Linked DNA regions of Homo sapiens: region 1 is linked to region 2. A link is a loop called in an ENCODE intact Hi-C map of the cell type or tissue named here. Cell type or tissue: endothelial cell of umbilical vein. All regions are shown on one strand.

What was found. Hi-C counts contacts between places; a loop is a spot of excess contacts. Peaks named below come from ENCODE experiments on the same cell type or tissue, not always from the same donor. Only the 100,000 strongest peaks of a DNase experiment are listed, where the experiment ranks them.
Region 1: a loop joins it to region 2, with 5 times the contacts of the local background. A loop is called at or near these places in 23 of 110 quality-filtered maps.

The regions. Positions count from the first base shown.
Region 1 is chr2:159,184,405-159,192,404 of GRCh38, reverse strand. TANC1 (tetratricopeptide repeat, ankyrin repeat and coiled-coil containing 1) reads right to left here. Exons shown (of 27, transcript NM_033394.3): 15 at 6,506-6,614; 16 at 5,381-5,503. MIR6888 (microRNA 6888) reads right to left here and starts at 5,570; the gene lies at 5,504-5,570. RefSeq lists a cis regulatory region at 6,718 and an enhancer at 6,634-6,803. In endothelial cell of umbilical vein, a CTCF peak has its summit at 6,895 (motif pointing right); DNase peaks (open chromatin) are centred at 3,704 and 6,904; H3K27ac peaks cover 1,612 bases.
Region 2 is chr2:158,896,527-158,904,526 of GRCh38, reverse strand. No RefSeq gene overlaps it. Among named protein-coding and RNA genes, the nearest start is that of TANC1, 68 kb to the left of the region's middle. In endothelial cell of umbilical vein, a CTCF peak has its summit at 3,100 (motif pointing left); a DNase peak (open chromatin) is centred at 3,066.

The DNA.
Region 1 (8,000 bases), 290 kb before region 2:
GGCTGAGGAGGGAGGACTGCTTGAGCCCAGGAGTTTGAGACCAACATGGGCAACATGGCAAGACCCCGTCTCTATAAAAAATGTTTTTAAAAAGAAAAAAATAGTCATGGTGTTAATAGTGAGATAAGGCCAAAAGTAAATACAAATACTTTATAGGGATGTGTTCCTAAAAGAAACAGAAAATATGGAAATGTCCACATGTGCCATGATTGTCCGCAGCATAATACTGCTAGAAAATAATGTGCTGCTTCCACTAATTACTATATCCCCCACTTAGTAATCTCCCTGGATCTAGGTATTGGGAAAAGCTTTTTATCTACAGGTTTTAAAATAAAATTACTGAACATACGCAAATTTTAGGTATAATAATATTTTTTTTTTCAGATCTTCAGATCATTAGATACAAATGATGCTCCTTTAACAGCTATTAAGATGCCCAGTGTGTTTCTTTCAATGGCTTACTTCAATGGTCCTGACCCACATCAATCACTGCCCCTGCCAAAGCCTGGCAGGTCCTCCACCTGCCCACTAAATGTGAAAACCACAGAGACTATCATTTATTGACTAGAGACACATGGGGATCATTAAAAGATACAGAGAGATGACAAGGCATAAAAACTTCATGGTATTTCAGTGATAGATGTCCACAAGAGTAGCTGACAAACAGAATATTTACAAACAAATGGGTCTGGAAAATTATACTACCAAGTAGTGAAACCATAACTCACAATGGCATAGTGACAGGTTAGAACCCCAGGTGTCAAATTTGAAGATGTCTTGGCTGCTGAAGCTTGAACCTCTGTGATACAGGCCTCCAGCTTCCTCTCTGATCTTCTCTGCAGAATCCTTCCCTCACTGCAGCCACCTTGGACCCAACACGTGCTGTGACAATGCCAAGCAGGGCCGGCCTCATGGTCTTTACCCCCTTTTAGTTCCCTGACTGGAATGCTCATTCCATAAATATAATCACTTCCTGCAGGGCTCTGCTCCAGTGCCAGGACATGGGGGAGAGGGTACCCTGTGCACCCAGGCCCTCTCTATCCCTCAGCATGCTCTGTTTTCCTGCTTAGTCCACTGCACCAGACACTGGTTCTACGATACAGAAGTTCACAGAGAAGAAAGGCAAACAGAGCCCCTCCATGGATGGGGATGACCCACACATCAGTTTCTTCACACTGCTGGGACTGCCATCTACATTTAAGGAAGAACAGGCCATGTGCAAGTGACAAGGAGCCAGCCAACCACCTGACCACCACCCCGCTGTCTACACCATCAGAGAGACCACTGTCTAGCCAGATCCAGGTGAACACCAACCCAGCCTCTAGGGTCTCGCTGTCAACTTGTACTTGTGGAGGAATGGATGAGAGATCAGAAAGGGTGTCCAGTCCTAACACTGCTGTTTCATGGGCAACTTCAGGCAAATGACTTAATTAATCCCCACCAAGCCTGCTCTACAGATCTATATAGGCTTGCTTTTTAAAAATGCCACCAGACTCTGATCTAATTCAAAAGCATTTTAAGACTGCATTATGCTACAACATTAATAAAGGTGTGGCTGGGCATGGTGGCTCACGCCTGTAATCCCAACACTTTGGGAGGCCGAGGTGGGTGGATCACCTGAGGTCAGGAGTTTGAGACCAGCCTGGCCAATATGGTGAAACTGAGTCTCTACTAAAAATACAAAAATTAGCTGGTTGCGGTGGCACACGCCTGTAATCCCGGCTACTCGGGAGGCTGAGGCAGGAGAATCACTTGAACCCAGGAGGCGGAGGTTGCAGTGAGCCAAGATCACGCCATTGCACTCCAGCCTGGGCAACAAGAGCAAAACTCCATCTCAAAATAATAATAATAAATAAAAATAAAAATAAAATAATAAAAGTGTTTTAAAAATCCCTTTGAGTAACAGCGTGGACAGAATCAGATTATGCTGAAGAAATAGGATTTTATTAAGGCCAATGAAACCAGTCCTCAGCAAGAGGAGTAGAGAAGATACACATCTGGAAATACACGCAATGCCACCAAGGGGCACACCAGACTCTGCTAGCCACAGGATGGGCAGGATCATTTGTAAATTCCCTGGATAATTTTGCCAGCCAGTTACATTCTGTCCTCCCCCATCAACCCCATACCTTCTTGAGATCCATGGGCCTAAAAAATGAAGGATTAAGTGGTGTGAGTTCTCAGCCAGCCCCCAAACTAACCTACTGTGTGATTTTCAGAAAATTCCTCAACCTCTCTGTGCTTTAGGTGCCACCTAAGAAAACAGCAGCATGCCATCCCATTCTATCTAACAGGTACTCTTTTGCTAATAATGGTGGAAGGTATACTTGGAGTACCATGATGAATCCCTTACAAGAGTTTACCTGGAAGGCATGTGCTCAGGGCAGAGGTTTCCTAAAGATGTCATCAATTCACACTTCCTCTGCTTCTGGGAATAACATTTTCCTTTGTCGGTGTAATGCTGTACGTATTTTTACCACTTAACCCTCCATCACCTTCCCCTAAACTATGGTTCTTAACCTTGATGCACACTGAAACCACCTGGGAGCTTGAAAGTTTCCAATACCCTGGCCCCACTCTTGGAGATTCTGACTTAACTGGGGCTGGGGCTGTGGTGCCCAGAGCTCCCAGGTGATTTTAGCTGGCAGCCAGGGCTGTAAACACATCAAGTGATAAAGGCACCTGCAGAGCAAGGGCTTGCTGAGTGTCAGGCGCCCTTCCAGCTGTGTGATTTTGGAAAGTATCAACTGCCCTAAACCTCAGTTTTCTCATCTAAAAAAATGAGGATAAAAGTTTCACTTCACTTGGTGGTTGTAAAGATTAAAAATCAATGTGTAAAAAAAAAAGTGTATGTATATATATGTGCATTAAGCATTTAGCACAGCACTCAGCATCTGTACATGTTAAATAAACATTAATCGATGTTATAATCAACCTTTCATGGAGTCTTCAGAAACGACAAGAACTCAGGTCCCTGACCTCTGGAAGGCACAGGAGGGAGCTCTGCCCTCCTGTCCACATCACCCTGCATGCCCAGCCTGGGCTGTTCACCAGCACAGAGCAGCAGGGACACCTCATGCCGAGATGAGGGCAGAGGTAAGTCACCTGCAACCATCACATCCTCAAGGTCGGCAGCTCCTGTTAACAAGCACCAACTGGCACATCCAAAACTTCCCAGGTGCCTACAGCAGAGCCACTGTTTCCAGAGATGAGGCAAAGCACTAACAACAATTCATGTAAACATAATAAATGCCAAGTATGTTCCCAGTACCTTTAACATCTCAGTAAGGTTTCTCATCACTTGAGAGACAGCCTCTTTTGTGTCTCCACTTTATAGGTGAGAAAGCCAAGGCTCAGAGGGAGTAAGGCCGAGCTGAGCGCTAAGCACAAAGCTAATGATGGTCACAGAGCAGCCAGGTGGCAGAGCAGCAGTCTTGGCTGAGACGGCACTGTGCTGAAGGAACCTGTTTAAATGATTCATCCTATAGATTTTCCCCCAACGATATGGAAATTTTCCGACCATGATCACAGAAGCCCTCCTTGGACAACACTCAGAAGTGGTGGTATCTCTCAACTTCTGGATTTAATGAAAACAGGAAAACAGGAAGGGAGCTGGGGATATGCGAGGCAATACGATCATGAGGACCAGAAGAGGCTTGGCCAGGGTGGCCATAGGGCAGCATCAGCATTCCCACTAAGTACACTGGAAGCTCACACAAGCACAATTGTTTTAAAATGTGTCCTTCCTGACTATGATGTAGGATATGACTGGATCTCCCGGCCAAGGGAAGTTGGGCCAAAGGCCACACCTAGCTCCTGTTCTCCTCTCCTTTCTGTTGTCAGCTGAGAAAAGAACTGCAACCTAAATCCTCCTGAGGCCACAGCTTGCGGCTGGCCACCAGTCCTATGAGATGGTACAACAAAACCACTGGCTGGATGGGACTCCAGTGGGCCAGCGGGGCCCAGGCTGGCCCCATCCTGGCCTGGCCACAGGAGACAACATGGTTAGAGACTGCTGGCATGCCACTGCAACTAAAATCCATCTACCAAGTAATCATCCCAGAGCAAGTCACTTTAATTTACCAAAGTGGCAAACTGCAATTATTGTTCAAAATGACATTCATTCCTGTATGACAACATTTAATACACTCTAAAAAAAGTTCCTTAATTGCATGCATAATTTAAAATTACTGTAATTTGTTCAAGATCCTGTGAAAACCGTTTTCCCCCCTTGAAAGATAAAAGAAACAGAAGGATAATGAAAAGACTTAAGATTCTATAACCACATTATAGAAATAATTTCGGAGATGGTGTAGATGTAGGTGACACTGGAGTTTTACAAAACAAAGTAAAAATGATTAACTCTTAAAATCGCACATACGTTAAAGAGCAAAGTTTATAATCTCAGGAGGGCCATGCTCATTACACTATTATGCAGTACCTTTAAATTTACTGTCTTAAAAACTTGTACTCAACAGATGTTTCCCATTTACTTATTTCCATATTAAAATAAATTCTATGCCCAGAAATTCATTAACATATGAAAACATATTGCCATTTTTATTCTCATCTTTCTTATGATTATAGAATTTTATTAGTTATGGAGAAGCCGAGAGATACACTCTTAGCTGAAATGAAAGATGAAACAATGTGAGTGATTCGGGGGGAAGACCTGGCTCCCTAAACTGACCCAGGGCTTCCACAGGCAGCCGGGTACATCAGGGCCTGAAGCTGAAAGGCCTGGACACTGTCTCTGTGGCCTTAACAGGCTGCTTGGCCTCTGTGTGCTTCAGATTCCCAGGCTACATGAAATCAGGAAGAAAAATCTACCTTAAAAAGCTGAGTGGAACATCATGACATGAAAGCCACTGACCAAGAAGTGAAGAAGCTCTTGGCTCCACAGAAGGCCATGCTGATACCCTTTCCATAGGCAGAAATATGGATACATGAAACCTCGATGTTTGTTTTTCTGTGTACTTATCTCTATGCATCACCCATCCATGCTTAATTTCCCATGAACTCTGAAGAGATGGTCCAGATTAGTAACGCAGGACACTTAAAAAATCCGTTTTCCCTAGAAATCTCTCTGATCTTTGATTTCTTTTGTAAATTGCTTCCTTATCACATCTGCTGTGAAACAGTCACCACATGTGCTCAGAGCAGCCCTGACCACCCACATCTTCCTGCCAAAGAAAAGCTAAACTTCTGGAAGAACGAGTAATACAGCACCCAAGCCCGTGTGATCAGGGAAGCACATCTTTAGAAGCTCCTCTGCGTCCTCTCACCACCACCCAGGGCAGAGGGAAACAGGGCTGTTGGAGGAACGGCCAGCAGCCGGCCAGGGCTGGGTCTCCGGCTCTCTGTGCAGAAGGTTGCTCACCTTCACGTTGGGAGTATAGAGATTCCTGAGAGAGGCCAGGGCGGCGGACAGCCCCTCGGTGCTGTAGCCGATCCACAGGGCTTGGAGATGGCTTGAAGAAATTCCCGTCTTCTTACTGAGGCCCTGGAAACAATCGAGACAGATCTTGGAAACAATCAGAGACAGATCTGCCTGAGCATCTCCTTCCCACCTGCAGGGTCACTCTGAAAGTGGGTCTGCCGCAGAGGGTGCAGATACCTGCAGAAGGCACGGGGTCACACACAAAGAATGCCTGGACATGCGAGCTTTCACTACCTGAAACCAAGGGTCAAGGAACCAGCCTGCCTTCACTAGGTTAACTTTGTGCCTTGGGAGAGAGATGGCAGATGAGAGTTTCTCTTTGAGTCAGAGTCTTGCTGTGTCGCCCAGGCTGGAAGTGCAGTGGTGCAATCTCAACTCACTTCAACCTCCACCTCCCAGGCTCAAGTGATTCTCATCCCTCAGCCTCTCAAGTACCTGGGATTACAGATACATGCCACCACTCCCAGCTAATTTTTGTATTTTTAGTAGAGACAAGGTTTTACCATGTTGGAAGTAAATTAGAGGAAGAATAAATGACAGAATTAGAATATCACCATCTGAGCCCTGCAAGGTGGAGCGTGCCTATAGTCCCAGTTACTTGGGAGGCTGAGGCGGGAGGATGGCTTGAGTCCAGTAAGCTATGATCCCACCACTGCTCTCCAGCCTGGGCAAACACAGTCAGAAAGTCCAGGTGGTACAAAATCACACAGGTCAAGAAACTCAGGTTCTCGAACAAATCAATAATAAGGAAACAAAAAGTAATGAACAAAGTGGAACCTTTAGATAAAAAGAAACTTATCAGAGATTTAAAGGTGGAAAGAAGTAAAACTTAAGCACAGCACTCTGATATACACTTGAGCAATCAACTATAGCAAAATGCAAGGAAATGCCCAGGCTGAGTCAGAACAGCGGTTACTTTTGGAGAGGGGAGGCAGGAGGAGGTTGCATTTGGGCTGAGGTGCATGGAGCGTTTCTTGGATGGCTGACAGAGCTGTCTAAAATCTCCAAAGCAAAACCTCAAAATGACAACAAAGAAACCCTTCCCCAAGTTGGTGTGCATCTCACCTTGAAAATGTGCGCCTTCAGGATGTGGTGGCCAAGCTCCATGGTCTGCTGGCGGTTCAACTTGCCCTCCTGACGCGAGAACATGAATGCCAAGAGCGCGTGCCCGTTCCTAGGGGAAGGAATACAAAGGCTCACAGCAGAAGAGCCCATTCCACCACACCGCAGACCCACCCTCAATTCACCACCCATTGCCTTAGTCACTGATTTATGCCCGTGACAAAGATGTAAACTCCGGGAGGCTAAGGGTCTCATCTGAGTCATAATGCCTAGCAAAGTGCTGAGCACTTGGTGAACACTCAAATGTGTTTCTGGAATGCATGCATGAATAGACACAGAGCACAGAACCATCCCTGGGCCTAGCCTTCAGGTCCCCTCAGGATCACCACCACTAGGGGTAGACAAAGGACAAGGTCTCACGTGGGAAGGAGAGAAAAGCCAGGCCGTGCTAGGTGACAGCTCATGATCAAGAAAGCAGAGAATTCTAGGCTTGGATGGCACACAAGTCCTTGTGGTGAGAAGAAGGCTAAGGCATCTAAGTGGGTTTGCTGTGGCTGGCACATGGTGGACATCCAGCCAACAGCACCCATTTCCCTTTTGTGAAGGTACCATCCTGCCTATTTTCCTGCCCATTTCCCTTTTGTGAAAGGGCCATCCTGCCCATTTGCCCTCCATGTCCATAGGACTCACTCTGTCTTCCTGTGGATCCCATGCCTTTGAGCCAATTAGTTTCTAAATGACACACAGAGTTGCTTATTCCAATAGGAGTGACTTCTATGCAATGTAAATTACTTTCATTTCTATCATCCTGTCAACTTTGAGCTGTTTGGTTGGGGAAAAGCAGGTAGTTGTGGAGGGAGGAAAAGATAAACATTATATATGTTTTAAAACGCATCCTCCTAGTAGTTGCTAATCTAGATGATTAAAAGCATGCATTATTTAAACTGCATTTGTCTTTCCAGGTGCATGCCTGCTTCTCAAATAGGTTATAAACCGTGTTAGAGATGAGGAAATCAAGGCAGATGGAGGCCAAGGAATCAGTTTTTATACTACAGGGGAGGGCATGACGTTTAAGGCCACACTGCCCACTGAGTCTCGTCCATTGTCTTGTAATGGCCTGAAGTTTTCCCACGAGCACATGCCCTGTCATTCCCTGAACACCTTCCATGTCCCAGATCTTGAGCCTGGGATTCCCCTCCTCCCTTATTCCCATGGAAACCGCTGTCAGCATCTCTCTAGTGCTCTAGGCCCCCAAGGCCTCCCCAGGTCCTACCCATGGGCTGATCCCAGGATTCATTCTGGCCCAGTTCATGTCAGTTGGGAGCCACTCTCCCAACCACAGGCTAAGTCCTCCTAAGTCTCCCAGTTGGCTGAGCTCTGTGGCCAGGCCAACCGTGTCCATCACAAAGACACACTAACTATCACTTTACAGGGTGATGACCACACACCCCTTGGTGGCCGGGCCTAAAGTTTCCAGTGCTCCCAGCTGAGCACAGGG
Region 2 (8,000 bases):
CCAAAGTTTTCAGAAAAAATGATCACTTTTAGGTTGATATTTACTGTAAAAAATTTTATTTCAAAAGATCAATTTTTGCCAGTTCTATGAAACTAACAGGGACAAGGCTGAAGGCTGAAAGAAGCCTTAGAGTTAGTCATGAAAGCTCTGGATTAAAAACCATTTTTTAAATGGTCTCATTGAGAAATTTTTCAAATAAGAGTCACCCTTGAATGAATGAATGTATGCTGTATCAAATTATCCAGAGACAAAGAAGAGCAGCCATTCTAGCAGAACAAATGCAGCCTGCTTTGTCTGGGGGACAAATCATTCTTGCAGCCAGTTTGGAAATGTCACTTTTAAGTCAATGAGGGTTGTGTTCAAATAAGAGGGGGCTGCAAGACCCTATTATATTCACTGGGATGTGATGTTTTGCCTCTGAATGGTTTCTACAGTGCATGAAAATTCCTTTTTCTTTTAGATGAGGGGGGAGGACTTTTTAATGTCTTAAACTGTTTTCAGGTTTCACAAAGTGCTTCAGTTTTTACATTTAAAGGGCAGACATGATGATCACACTGGAACACCAGTCATCCAGCTACAGAAGTTCTGACTTATTGGACAAGTCTTTTGAACTCTTGACTTGGTGAAAACAGATGACTGGGAAAACAGATTCGTTGGCTCGCATGGTGGAACCTGTATTCTGGAAGTGATCCAGGGCTTACAGTAGTCCAACCAGCCATTTGCTCTGTCTTTTGGTGATATGACACACTGGGGCTCTGTCTATAATGGGATTTATTTGAGCAGCAATGGTGTCCAGTGGAATAGGAAGTTCTGAGGTCTGAGGCGAGATTGAAGAAAACTGATGGGGAAATCAATCCATCGCCAAGAATTGACTAGATTGGCTGGCAACTGTAGGATTTGTAGGTCAAGCAGAAGCAGCTTGGCCCTCTTGGCTCACTATGGCAAACTCTAAATTCCCCAGGGCTGTCAATAAGCTCATGAAATCAATTTGTTTTGTGGCCAGTATTAATTTTTTTATTACCAAAAGAGACTAAATGCTAAGCAACAGTTCAACACCATCGAACTCTTCTTGGCAGGTATAGCAAAACACATAAAATGATTGATGACGTTTTTATATCATTTTGAAGTAGGTATGATTTTTTAAAGGTAAGTTTTTTTTTTTGTTTTAGAGATAGAGTCTCATTCTGTTACCCAGGCTGGAGTGCAGTGGTGCTATCATGGCTCACTGCAGCCTCGACCTCCTGGGCTCAAGCAATCCTCCTGTCTCAGCCTCCCAAATAGCTGGGACTATAGGCATAAGCCACCATGTCCGGCTAAATTTATTTTATTTTATTTTGAGTACAGATGAGGTCTCACTACATTGCCCAGGCTAGGATAAGCTTCTTCATGGAGATAGGAGGATGTAAATCGGACCGTCAGTGCCAAACCATCCTTGCTCAACAACAAGTAAGGCCCTGGCAGCAGAGACCAGCTTAGGGAGAATACAGATGCTAGCTTTAATCTGTGGAAGTCTATCCAGAAATAAACAAGGGATGACACCTTGTACACAATCACAGAAGAAACTTGAAGTTTTTGAATGATCCAAAAGAAATATTCACTTTCAACAAGAAAGCGAGTTTTAAAGGGGCACCAATTGTTTGCATTGTCTTTAAAGGAAGATTAAATTCTCCACTTAACTGCATATCCAGTTTGGTTTTCAGGTAGAGGCAAAGCTTTAAAACTGTGGTGAGCAGTATGTGGCCAGGAGCCTTGCCAGCTTTGGGAAGAACCAGAAAATGCAATTCCATGTTGCCATTTCTCTCTCTCTCTCCTTTTTTTTTTTGAGACAAAGTCTTACTCTGTCACCCAGTCTGGAGTGCAGTGGTGCGATCTCAGCTCATAGAAACCTCCGCCTCCCAGATTCAAGCGATTCTCCTGCCTCAGCCTACCAAGTAGCTGGAATTATAGACACACGCCACCACACTCGGCTAATTTTTGTATTTTTAGTAGAGATAGGGTTTCGCTAAGTTGGCCAGGCTGGTCTCGAACTCCTGACCTCAAGTAATCCAACTGCCCTGGCCTCCCAAAGTGCTGGGATTACAGGCATGAGCCACCCCATAGGGCCGCTGTTTCTCAAATGTGCCTTAAGGTAAACAATCAATGACAAAATACCAGTGCCAAGTTTTTATTCCAAGTCTAACAATAATATCATTAGTAATTATAAAAAGAATATTAAAATAGTACTAACAAAAGCATATATTTTACCAAGTGTCAAGCATTGTGCTAATTGCTTATGTGCATTTACTCTTCAACCATGGGACTAATATTGCTAGCTCCACTTTACAGATGAGAAAACTGAGGCCAAGAAAAGTAAATCTGCCCAAATTTGGAGCATGCTCACTATGTGCTATGCAGTCACTGTTCTAATTGAATGATCATAGATACTGTTATTACCATTATTTTACAGATGCTGAAACAGAGGTTAAACACTTTCCCATGGTCACACGGCTGTTAAGAGTCGAGGTAACATTCAAACCTAGTCACTCCAGTCCTACACTCTGAGCACTTCATGTCTAAATTTGTCTAACCAGTTAAATATACACATTTCTCATGGAATTTGGTAACGGTATTTTTTTTTTTTTTTTGAGATGGAGTCTGGCTCTGTCGCCCAGGCTGGAGTGCAGTGGCACAATCTCTGCTCACTGCAAGCTCCGCCTCCCGGGTTCACGCCATTCTCCTGCTTCAGCCTCCCGAATAGCTGGAACTACAGGCGCCCGCCACCTCGCCCGGGTAATTTTTTTTGTATTTTTAGTAGAGACGGAGTTTCACCGTGTTAGCCAGGATGGTCTCGATTTCCTGACCTCGTGATCCAACCGCCTCGGCCTCCCAAAGTGCTGGGATTACAGGTGTGAGCCACCGCGCCTGGCCGGTAACGGTATTTTTATTTTGAGTTTTTATAAAGTGGGGCCTAAATTGTTTTGCCTACACTGGTCATTCTAACCAAATGGCTGTTTATCACTGCAGCACTTAGTCTCAGGAATGTGCTGCCGCCAACTGGATGCTTGGGCTTTTTTTCTGGTCTATACTACCCTCTAGTGGTTGATAGAAAAATTCGATGATAGGCTATTTAATGACAAAGAGAGAAATAGAATGCTGTCCACTAATGAGGACTCCTTTTAAGCATAAGGGTAAGACATGAACCTGCATGTAATAGTATTTGTACTTTTTGTATCTTTTGATTGAGAAAAATACATAAAGACTAAAAGATTCTATGAATTTAGTACCTCATTTATGTGAACGTGTATTTTTATTTTTATTAATCTCAATAGTATACACATACATAAGAAACAAGGTGATATATATCTTTGTGTGTGTATATATACATATGTGCTATATACATGTGTTATACAATATATGTGTTTTATACATATATATGTATGTATGTATGTATATAACATACACCTTATTTGTTTAGCTATAGACAATGCCTGGAGTGCATTGATGGATTTAGAAGCCCCCAAATTAGACTTCCCTCAAACTTCTTTGGCTAGATTTTCAACAAATACCCACTCCTAAACCATTACAGGCAAGGAGAAATTAACTCAAAATTTTAGATTAATTAGTATATTCTCCTGAATTGGGCATAGTCCCCTGGCCTGAGAGGTGGAGATGTGAAGATAATTGGGATTGTCTTTTTTTTTTTTGAGAGAGTCTCACTGTGTCACCCAGGCTGGAGTGCAGTGGCGCAATCTTGGCTCACTGCAACCTCTGCTTCCTGGGTTCAAGCGAGCTTTGTGCCTCAGCCTCCTGAGCAGCTGGGATTACAGGCTGGTGCTGTCCCCATCACGCCCAGCTAATTTTTGTATTTCAGTTTCACCATGTTGGCCAGGCCAGGCTGGTCTGAAACTTCTGACCTCAAGTGATCTGCCCACCTCGGCCTCCCAAAGTGCTGGGATTACAGGCACGAGCCACCGTGCCCGGCCGGGATGGTCTGGACAAGGAAGAAGTCCTGCTGCAGGGGTGGCTGCAGTCTTACCCGAGTCTCCCTCCTGGGCGACCTCAGGAGGTGGGGGACTGGGGGCAGGCCCATGGGAGCATCCTCCCTGTGCAGGCACTAAGGTGGGCATTACCTGAAGGAAACTGAAAAACAATAGTAAAACTAACTAAAAGGTGGCCTGTGCTTTATTATCACCATCAAACAGTGATTCTAAACAGCAATGATAAACTAATTCTCCCTGAACATTTTTCATTTAAGTTCTAAACAAGGACTTTGCTTTCTTTCCATTTTTAACTATGTATGCTTCCAATTAGCACGTTTTCATTATATATCCTTTCACAAACATTCTGTTCTACGTCATGGAAGTCAATTTGGAGAATTTCCAGTTACGCAGTTGGCCTATGACATATGCAGCTACAAGCATTTGTTTCAGGAGTAAGTTCATGATAAATTGTAACTATCAGACCTCAGATTGGGCACAGTTCTACCATGTATTTCTGAGTCTAAAGTGTACATTTGAAATGATCAGTGATAATACAGTGATAGTAAAGACAAAGAAACAGAGCTTGGGTAACTTTAATTCTGTCATTCTACGTGACTTCACAAACATATTAACAAACAGCCAGAATCAACCTAGAACAGTGTACAGTGAAATTGTTTACTGCAGATGGGTACATAGACTTCAAGAAGACCATTAACTCTGCAAAAACAAAATATAAGGAAATGGACATTTCAAAGAAAAATGTCAGGAGAAACAACAAAAGATGCAGGCCTTACATGGCCAGAAGAAATCAAAAAGACAATTTTGAATGCCTGAGTTATTTTCAGCAAGAACTGGACATTCATTCTAAAATAAAGGATCAAATACGATGAACATTTACTATCACTCAGCCACTTTCTCTGATTTTTGCAAAAGAATAACTTGAGAAGTTTTAACTAAATGCAGAAGAAATTTATCATGAATTTCCTGGTGAGGATACTTGAGGGAATTTTTTTTTCACTGCAGAGATGTTTGAAAACTGCTATAATTCATCCTCAAGAAATTACATGGACTGTATTACAATCTCAGATTGACTTTGACATGGAATTTTTATGAATCAATCTCACCTTGATGCTTAAGTTTTTTCTTAACTATTTGTGTTTCTTAACTATTTGTGTTTTTCTTAACTATTTGTGCTTTTCAAAATTAAAGTAATTAAAATATTATTTGTTTAATATGAATGAAGAAGTTTGATTTTCACAGTTCTTGACAAATTTGTAGAAGGCTTGAAAATAGAAACCATAATCCTATTCATTAGTGCAACAGACCAAATGTACGTATGTGTTTGCCTTCTTTTTTTTTATTTTTGAGACAGAGTCTTGCTTTGTTGCCCAGGCTGGAGGCAGTGGTGTAATCACTGCTCACTGAAGCCTTGACCTCCTGGGCTCAAGTGATCCTTTCACCTCAGCCTCCTGAGTAGCTGGGACTACAGAGGCATACCACCACACCCAGCTATTTTTTTTTTTTTTTAGAGATGGGGTCTCACTATGTTGCCCAGGTTGTTCTCCAACTCCTGGGCTCAAGTGATTCTTCCATCTCGACCTCCTAAAGTGATGGGATTACCTCTGTGAGCCACAATGCCTGGCTTGCCTTTTTTTTTTTTTTTTTTTTACATGATTGTGTTTTAAAGGTATCAATCCATTACATGTTTCCCTTTTTGTCCTGTATACTTTTTTATTAAAAAATTTAAAAATTGACTCGATTATATTGTTGGCTGCTGTGGAGGTTACGATCTTGATGAAATCTTAATAGCAGGGAAGCCAGAGGTGGGGATATTTATGAGGTTTCTGGGGTCTATGTTTAAGGTGGGTCTTTCAATGTCAGGCTTGACTGAGATGGGACAAAGTTCATAATAGTTTAGTATTGGTGAATACAGAGAGGATAGGCTTTTGAAATGAGTCTTCAAACAGTAAACAATCATTTGATAATTTCAGTTGAGCTTGCTATTGCTTTGAGAAGATGCTATTTACCTGTGTTATGTGCTGAATGTTTATGTCCCCCCAATTTCATATGTTAGAGTCCTAGTCCTCAATGTCATGGTACAGTTGACCCTTGAACAATGCAAGAGTTAGGTGCACTGATCCCCCACAAAGTAAAAAAAAAAACTGTGTGTAACTTTCGATTCCCCGAAAACTTAACTACTAGTAGCCTACTGTTAACCAGAAGCTTTACCAATAACATAGTCAATTAACACACACTTTGTGTGTTATGTGTACCATATCCTGTATTCTTAACAATAAAGTAACCTAGAGAAAATAAAATATTATTAAGAAAATCATAAGGGTCCAGGTGTAGTCGGTCATGCCTGTAATCCCAACACTTTGGGAGACTGAGATGGGAGGATCACTTGAGCTCAGGAGTCCAAGACCAGCCTGGGCAACATAGTGAGGCTTTGTCTCTATAAAACATTAAAAAGAAGAAGAAGAAGAAGAAAATCATAACGAAGACAAAAATATTTACCATTCATTAAATGGAAGTGGGGCCAGGTGCGGTGGCTCACACCTGTAATCCCAGCACTTTGGGAAGCTGAGGTGGGTGAATCACGAGGTCAGGAGTTGGAGGCCAGCCTGACCAATGTGGTGAAACCCCGTCTGTACTAAAAATACAAAAATTAGCCAGGTGTGGTGGCATGCACCTGTAATCCCAGCTACTCGGGAGGCTGAGGCAGGAGAATGGCTTGAACCCAGGAGGCAGAGATTGCAGTGAGCCGAGATGGCGCTAGTGCACTCCAGCCTGGGCGATAGAGTGAGACTGTGTTAATAAATAAATAAATAAATAAATAAATAAATAAATAAATGGAAGTGGTTCATCATAAAGGTCTTATTCTTGTGGTCTTCACATCAAGTAAACTCAGGAGATGGAAAAAGGGGGTGGTTGGTCTTGCTGTTTCAGGTAGAGGTGGAGGAAAATCTATGTATATATGGACCTGCCCAGTTCAAACCTATGTTGTTCAAGGGTCAAGTGTATCTGGAGGTGGGGCCCTTGGATGTAATTAGGTTTAGATGAGGTGATGTGGGTGGAGCCCCCATCATGGATAGTGTCCTTATCAGAAGAGTACTACACACCAGAGCTTTCTCTCCATGTACACGCACCGAAGAAAGGCCATGTGAAGACACAATGAGAAGGCAGCAGAGAACCAAATCTACTAGCACCTTGATCTTGAACTTCTCATCATCCAGAGCTGTGAGAAGAAGAAAATCTGTTGTTTAAGCCACCCAGTCTATGGTATTTTGTTATAGCAGCTGGAACAGACTAAGACATCCCGCGGAGAGCAAATTGATAGCCTATTTAGAGAAACTGCTATTTCAGGAAATTCAATTTATCTTCTTGATCAAGAATATTCTGGATGAGTAGTGATGTTAATGCAGACAGTAAGCTGTATGACTGTAGACAGTTTTAGTTCTCAATATAGACAAAGTTCAATAAAAGAAAATGATCACTGTCTGCATTTCTTTTTAGACTATCATTATTATTCACTTCATTTCATGATTCTTTCTTTTTTTTCTTTTTTTGAGACAGAGTTTTGCTCTTGTTGCCCAGGCTGGAATGCAATGGCGCGATCTCGGCTCAATGCAACTTCCACCTTCTGGATTCAAGTGATTCTCATGCCTCAGCTTCCCACATAGCTGGGATTACAGGCACCTTCCACCATGCCTGGCTAATTTTTATATTTTTAGTAGAGATGGGGTTTTGCCATGTTGGTCAGGCTGCTCTCAAACTCCTGACTTCAGGTGATCCACCCACCTCGGTCTCCCAAAGTGCTGGGATTACAGGCGTCAGCCACTGTGCCCGGCCCATTTCATGATTATTTCTAAAAATAATTTTGTTGTACAGAGGAGGGCTCTTAAAATCTATCTGATTGCCAATTATGCTAGGAAGGCCAGCTAGAAGAATCATATAAAAAGAGCCTATGGCAGTCTGGGCTGGGAGCAGCAGGCCCACGTGGCCCTGGCCTCATACCCTCAAAAGAAAATAAAGTTATAG